2 separate regions of the Homo sapiens genome follow, and region 2 is linked to region 1. A link is an interaction called in ENCODE POLR2A ChIA-PET data of the cell type or tissue named here. Cell type or tissue: IMR-90. All regions are shown on one strand.

Region 1 (4,000 bases):
TAGCACTTCGTTTTATTTACCCCCATTGCAAGATTGCCATGTGTATTATAATTATCTGTTTACTTTTCAGTTTCTCCCACTAAATGTCAGTTTTTATAGCATGAGTACAATACCTTGGCGCTTGAGCGCTCAGTAAATATTTGTGAATGAATGGACACAGACTACTAGAGTTTAGAGCTAGTAAACTTGATTGTTTTCGAAAGTAAATGAGCTTTTGGGATTCTGGAGTACAGGTTGTGGTTGAATGTCTTTCTGATGCTTCCAAACAAGCATTCTAGCCCTAGAGATTGCACCCATACATAGCAGCGTCACCAACCCAAGATTAGTGAGGCGTACATTTTGCCTCTTTTTTCTCTTTTCCCTAGTGGTAATGGATTTCTGCAAATTCGTCTAAACTTTGGCCCAGATTTCTTGTGTTGAATGGAGTACACATTGCAAATAGTAGGCTAGGTTTAGAGTTGAGTCCATAATAGCATGTCTCCTAGGAAATTTCTTGTGCACATTTTAAAAGAAAGGAATGTTAATCTGTCTGTCTTCTACGCAGTCCTTCTGCCCATTTTCAGGTAGATGGTAGATGTATAGGCCAAGTTTCTCTTCAGTATTTTTATATACCTTTCCACTTTTGAGCTTTACAAGACAAAAATACCCTTAGCCCTTACTATTCCAATGCAGATTTAAATATTAGGAGATTGGGTATTTTTAAAACCATATATTCTTTTATTTCCAGATCCATAGTGTGTGTGTGTGTGTGTGTGTGTGTGTGTGTGTGTGTCTATGTGTCTGTGTGTACAGATACATATATTGTGTTAGTCCATGGCAAATTAGTAAAGTTTGTAAAAAGAATGTCTTTCTCTGGTATTGTTGACACCAACATAGTAAGAATGTTTAAGTGCTTTGCATTAAGCATCTCAGGGAATAAGGAAAGGGAGCTGTATAAAATAATTCTTTGTCTAGTAGGACAAACTGTGTAGTTAACTGAGTCTCGTATAGAGGTGCCTGCCTCACATGATTATTGGGAGCATTAGATGAGTTTATGCATTATAAGTCATTTGACCTAGTGCCTAGCACTTAGTAAATGTAAGCTATTAATAGAAAATTTATTGCTATAAAATTATAAAAATAATAAACTTTAAACTTTATAATCATTTTTGTTATAACTCTTCACTTGGCTTTCTTGATACCATTCTTCCCAACATTTTCTCTGCCTGATTTTTCTGACTTATTCTAAATTCTTCATCCTCAGGTCTCCTCTCTCTTACCTTTTTTTCATTATTCCCTGTGTCAGTGTCAGCACCTTCTGCTGAAACTCACTACAGCGTATCTCTACAAAATCTCTTGCCTTTCTTAGGGAGGAAAGTGACACGATTCAGCCAGTTTTTAGGAAGCTAGCCAAGTTTGTTACCACTGTGAAATACAGTTTAGAAAGGCTTAGCCAGGCATAAGGCCTGTAATACTAGAGTCTTGAGAGGTTGAGGCAAGAGGATTGCTGAAGCCAGGAGTTTGAGACCAGCCTGGGCAACATAGCAAGACCCCATCTCTAATAAAAATAAAAAACTAACTCGGCAGGTAAAGTGCACCTGTAGTCCTGCCTACTCAAGAGGCTGAGTTGAGAGGATCACTTGAGCCCAGGAGTTCGAGGCTGCATATCTATGATTACATGACAGCACTCCAGCCTGGAAAATAGAGCAAGACCTTGTCTCTTAAAAAAAAAAAAAAGAAAACCTTAAGAGTAGAACAAGCAGTCAAACAAGAGGTCATGGTGTTAGGTGATTGCCCAGATAACACATACTTGAACAAGGACATTGTGGTGGAAAAGAGAAATTTTTGTGAAAGTAATCAGTGAAACTTTGCCATTGATTATATGTGGAGAGGAAAAGAATTGAGAACTCTGAGGTTTCTAGCTTCAGAAGCATGTCATTTATAATTAACAGAGAAATACATTAGTGAGTAGGAGGCAGTGAGTTGAGTTTTGGACAAGGTGACTTTAGGTTGCCAGCATGGTATTGTCAGGCTATTAGTTTACTTGTTCCAGTCCCACCCCTCCCTTCCGCCTCCCTCCTTCCCTCACTCGCTCACTGAATTCCATTGCTATTAGTCTAAGAACTTCCCTTTAGGAAAAGTAATTTTTTTTAGTCACAGTCAGCAGTAGAGCTTGAAATTTGTGGAGACCAATTCCCCATTTCCTACCCACATTCTCATTATCCTCTTTTGGTCCGTTTCCCCAGGGAAAAAGGTGAAGATTATTTAGAATAATATCTACTACCATCATTACTACCACCCCACCCCACCTCACCTCCAGGAAATTGGTAGAAAAGTTTATATATAGATATGTATGTATGTATGTATTATATATATAAAAAATATATGTGTGTATATATAACATATATATAATATTTACATACATATATTTGAGACAGGGTATTACTCTGTCACCCAGGCTGGAGGGCAGTGGTACAATCATAGCTCACTGCAGCCTTAACTTCCTGGGCTCAGCCTTAACCTCCCACCTTAGCCTCCCAAGTACCTGGGACTACAGACACCAGCCACCATGCCTGGCTAATACTTTTTTTCTAACTTTTTGTAGAGGCAGGGTTTTGCTGTATTGCACAGGCTAGTCTCAAACTCCTTGGCTCAAGTGATCCTCTTGCTTTGGTCTCCCAAAGTGCTGCGATTACAGGTATGAGCCACTATACCTGACCTAGTTTTTTATTTTTACATCAAATAAATGAAGCAACTTGGCAGGGCTCTTTGAAGAAAAATACAATTTTATGAAGTGTTTGTGATTAAAATATTAATAAGCAGAGTAACACCTCATTCATCTAGTATTCTTAGGTAGTAAGTACATAAAATGATTGAAACTTACTCCTGAATCTATTTTAGAGATTTTATAGAGATTTTACAATATATTATGTATATTGTGTGTAGATAAATATAGATATTCATACCTCCAAATCTATTTCTTTATAATGTTTCACATACTTTGCTGCTTTCTGAAATAGTAACACCTCCTCCCCTCCCCCACTTTTACCCTGCATACTAAACCTTTTCTGGAAGATAGAAATAAACATTTTGTTTCAGAGCTTCAGAATGAGTCAGGAACCCCGGGTTCTAGTCCAGGGCCTGGCACTAAGTTGCTATATGAGAACTGAATCATAGATTCTAGAACAGTGCCTGGCACGTAGTAGTGCTTAACCAATATGTTTGGAATGAATCATTGTCTTGTGCTGACTTTAGTGCTCCTTCCTTGATTTATTACTTGGAATTCATTGCTGCCTAGTAAATAAGCTTCTGGGTTCTTAATTAAATAGGAGTATCTAGGTTCTGATAGAGGTGAACTATAAGCCTAATTTATGTCTGTTTTAACTCCTTAGTGGAACTTTTGGCTTATCTTGATGTATTTTCTGGTACTCGAAGTTGCCAAACAGATGATCTTCTGTGCTTGATTTATTGGGGGCACTTGCTGAGTACTTTATATGTGCCTATATTATGTATATGCAGTGTTCTATGTGTAAGCACATAGCACATGTCTCCGGGGATCTTATAACTTAGATGAAGAGACACAGAAGTAGACTGTAAGAGAATAATTAAATGTTGATTCATAAAGCATTGACCTACAGCTACATTAGTAGTTGTAGGAAAAGATCCATGTGGGCTGAAGCAGGATAAAAAGAATTCAAGTAGAAGGTGAAATTGGAATTGGTTTTGAAGAGGTAGTTAAGATTTTGATAAGCCTCAAGGTGAAGACATAACATTCTAAGCAAGGGCAGTAGTGTAGTAAGCAAAGAAAGGAAAGTGTGGGTTGAACATGTTCAGACAGGCCTGCCCAGATTCCTAAGGGTGTGGGGACTGCTGGGAAATAGAAGCAGGTGAATTTAATAGAGTAGTTTTAATCTGCAAGACCCTGAAGGGATCCAGGGATACAATTTAGAGGGCTGCATGCATTTAGATAAAAAAAAAAAAGTGACATCTTTATATTTTTATGAACTTTGAACTGAAATTT
Region 2 (4,000 bases), 200 kb before region 1:
ATGCTGAACTGTATGGCAAATCCCAGGGACCTACTCTTTTCGACACAGCATCTGCACTGCCAAAGAATCCCTCAGCCAGAAACTAGAGATTCCCTAGGAAAAAACTCATGCTGATATGGAAATAAATAACGTAGAGATCAAAGCAATGCATGTAAGATGTCCCAATGGCCCCAACACGAAGCTTCAGCTGAATTCAAAAGTAGTAAAGTAGCAATAATAATATTTTTTTTTACTGGGATAGACGTTTTCCTCTTAAGAGCTCATAACCCATGGTAGCTTATATAAAAGCTGATATGCTATTCATGTGGGAGATCATTTTTAAAATAATGGACAACGAAGCAAAAATCACTGAACTGTTCTAGTGAGAACACTTTCACTTCAACAAATACTTAGAAAGTGTGATGGGAATACTTTTGCACAAACCTCTTAGTTCAGTTTTGACCCTATGGCCTGACATGCCCAGCCAAGGCAAAAATGTTTAATTAAGAGAAATGGGACTTTTAAGTTCTGTCAAGTTCTGTCTTTCTTCCTGTCTCCTTCCTTCCCTGCATTCCTTTTTCTAAAATTTTCACTTTTATCTTATGACCTAGCTGCCTCTTCCTGCTTCCCACCAAGAACTTGATCCCATAAAACTGGCCCTTCCCTGATACCCTTGCACATCTGGTCTCCCCAGGATTCCATTTCCCCTAAGACCAGCCCAGGGAAGAGCTATTCATGTAAACCAACCTCAGGAAGAAGTTATTGGCCTAGTGATTTTTCCCGATCAGATGAGATTTACACTCAAATGGTTGCCTTAGATACATTTCAACACACAATGTTATCAGTTGAGCCAAATAACTATGGAAGAATTTACTGACCACAAAATGTAGTAGCCTTTTTATATCAAAGAGAAATAAATGATTTTTAGAGCACCTGATTTGTACAAGGTGTCCTGTTAAACTCTTTGAAATGACACAAATACAGCACTTAACCATCCTGAGTCCGAGGACTGCAGACTTCATGAAAGAAGTAAGCCAAGCATCTTCAGTGTGGGGCTGGTATGTGGCACAGGGAGGCATACAGAGACGTGAATGGAAGTTCTCTGTATGGAGGAAGGGCTTGAAAGGGTTTTCCCCTAAGTGAAGGGATTGAGGAAAGATTTGCTAAGTAGTGCTTTTGTCTGCGTTTTTTTGAAGGGTTGAACAGGTATAGGGAGGATTAGGGCAGATTAAAAAATCTTGAGCAAACGTGAAAAGTCCTACCAGGTGGTTTGCTCCCTTAGACAGCCCTCAGGGATGTCACAATGATGGAAGGCTCTGATGGCACAGACAAGGAAAGAGGGCTCCCAATGTCAGGCTTCCAACTCACAGCCTTCCTGCCAACCAGTGTAATCCAGGCTGGGAACCCAATTGCCTCCTGATGGATGTCATGGATAGAGCTATGTGGGAGAAGAAAGGGTCAGAAAGACATGTTCAGATTCCATGTGACAGGCCCCAAATGCTATGCCAAGGAGTTTGAACTTAATTCCACGGGAAATAGGGAGCCTCAGAAAGCATGAAAATGTTTTCAGACTCCCACATGGGCAAGTGTGTGTGACTATGTGTGTGGGTGTATGTGTGAGTGTATGTGCAGGTTTGAGTCTGTGTGTGTGTGTGTGTGTTCATATGTGGATCTGTGTGGGTGTATATAAGTGTATGTGTCTGTGAGTGTGCATATGTGTAGATTTGAGGGTGTGTTTGTGTGTGTGCAGGTACGTGATATGTGTCTGAGTGCGTGTGTTAATGTGTGAATAGGGTGTGTGTTAGTCCATTTCAGGCTGCTACAGTGAAATACCTTGGACTGGGTAATCTATAAACAGCAGAAATGTATTGCTTACAGTTCTGGAGGCTGGGAAGTCCAAGATCAAGGCGCCAGCAGTTTTAGTGTCTGGTGAGGGCCCATTCCTCATAGATGATGCCTTGTATGTTCCTCACATGGCAGAAGGGGAAGGGGCAAACAAGCTCTGCCAAGCCTCTTTTATAAGAGCGCTAACCCTATTTATGAGGGCAGAGCCTTCATGACCTAATCACCTCTCAAAGGCTCCACCTCTTAAGACTACTGCATTGGGGATTTTGTATCAACATATAAATTTGGGGGGGCACAAACATTCAGGCCATAGCAGGGGACAGGGACAGTGGGGGAAGGTGCTGACAGAGACGGCCTAGTCAGTGTGGAGGAGAACTGAGCTTCATGCAGTGGGGACTTGATGGACTCTGATCTCAATCAATAGTTCCACCTGATTCTTGATGTATCCCAGCCTTGGGAGGGAGGGCTGTCACCCTGAGGGCCTCTGCTGCCCAACCAGGAGCCAAGCCTCTGGCATTGACTCTCTCTGACATCCCCTGCCTGTCACTGAAGGCTGTCATTCACCCCCGCTTGCTTCTTCCCTTAGGGAATTGCAGGTCTTCCTCTTCTCTTCTTCCTGCCCTATTTTTATTTTATTTTATTTATTTTTTGAGATGGAGTTTCGCTCCTGTTGCCCAGGCTGGAGTGCAATGGCATGATATCAGCTCACTACAACCTCTGCCTCCCGGGTTCAAATGACTCTCCTGCCTCAGTCTCCCGAGTAGCTGGGATTACAGGCGCCCGCTAATTTTTTTTATTTTTAATAGAGACAGGTTTCACCACGTTGGCCAGGCTGGTCTTGAACTCCTGACCTCAGGTGATCCATCTCTCTGGGCCTCCCAAACTGCTGGGATTACAGGCTTGAGCCACCACACCCAGCCCTTCCTGCCATATTTTTTAAAAAACACGTATGTATACACACATACACAGATACGCACATGCACACATATGTACACACATATACATATATACGTGTGTGTACATATATAATTTTTAAAACAGAGAACAAGGAAGAGATATGTGATAGGGTTTTATTTTAATCCTGTTTTTTAACCTGTCATTGATTTGCAACAGGACCTTGGACATGTTATGCAACTCATTTCTTCACTCTATAAATGTTGGCCAAAAGCCTAATGCAGCCCAGCACTGTGTTGCCTCTTGCTGGAGTTACTTTTAGGAACAAAAACGGAGGCAGAGCTTACTAATAGGGGAGCTAGACATCACAACAAATTACGCCCATCTGGCAACTACATGGAGGAAAGGGCTGGGATCAAATGTACAAGGTACTATGAGAAAGTGTATTTGGGGGTCCTAATTTCATCAGTGGGGATTGAAGGAAGGGTCTTCCTCTGATAATTGGGGGTACTGGCACTGACCTGAAGGGGCTGCTGTGAAGATTACACCTGACTGTGTGTGCCCTGGTGCCTGATAAAACGGTGGTGATTATTATTGTGGTGGAGGCCCAGTCCTGGAGCACTGCAGGGAGGCAGCAGGGTGGGACACACAGAGACCACAGCAGCCAGACACGGTCACTCAGGGGCAAAAATGTCCAAGAACTGAAGCCCAGACCTGCGAGAGAGGCTCACAGAGCCAAGCCCGGGGAGGCCCGCCAGCAGGCAAGCCAATTCCCCTACTCCCAGTGCAGTAGGAGAGGTGCGCCGTAGCCACGGTCTCCAGCCCTCCCACCAGACGCAGCTCTAGCCTCTCTTTTCCACCAATTCACAGCAGAAACCAAAAGGTGAAATGCATATGAGAGAATCAAAGCCACGCACAGTTTTCCAAGTTATAGCTATCTCTCAGGTCAATCCCCAGTTTGAAGTCTCCCTTGCTTCTGAAGGGTTCAAAGTAGCTGAACACAACTTTTCCATTACCCAGCAGCTCCCAGTAACAGGAGATGCTCTGTGTTCCCTGAATCATTGGCCTATTGAAGATAATTTTAGTGGGGTGCTTTAAACTACGGTAAAAAAAAAATAGCATTTTTAACCATTGTAAGTGCACCGTTCAGTAGCAGTAAGTACATTTACATGTGGTACAACCAGCCCGCCATCTATCTCCAGAACTCCTTTCCCCAACAAAATGAAACCCTATACCCATTAAACAACTCCCACGCCTCCTGCTCCAGCCCCCGGCAGCCATC

The links. ChIA-PET counts read pairs that join two places held together with the same protein. Peaks named below come from ENCODE experiments on the same cell type or tissue, not always from the same donor. Only the 100,000 strongest peaks of a DNase experiment are listed, where the experiment ranks them.
Region 2: POLR2A ChIA-PET joins it to region 1 with 6 read pairs; 3 of 35 experiments call an interaction of 5 or more read pairs at or near these places.

Annotation. Positions count from the first base shown.
Region 1 is chr6:149,332,975-149,336,974 of GRCh38, forward strand. All of the region lies in intron 1 of TAB2 (TGF-beta activated kinase 1 (MAP3K7) binding protein 2), which reads left to right. Among named protein-coding and RNA genes, the nearest start is that of TAB2, 17 kb to the left of the region's middle. RefSeq lists an enhancer at 3,739-3,888. In IMR-90, no CTCF peak of the experiment used is centred here; DNase peaks (open chromatin) are centred at 1,387, 2,077 and 3,167; H3K27ac peaks cover 418 bases.
Region 2 is chr6:149,134,818-149,138,817 of GRCh38, forward strand. No RefSeq gene overlaps it. Among named protein-coding and RNA genes, the nearest start is that of UST-AS2, 100 kb to the left of the region's middle. In IMR-90, no CTCF peak of the experiment used is centred here; no DNase peak of the experiment used is centred here; H3K27me3 peaks cover 182 bases.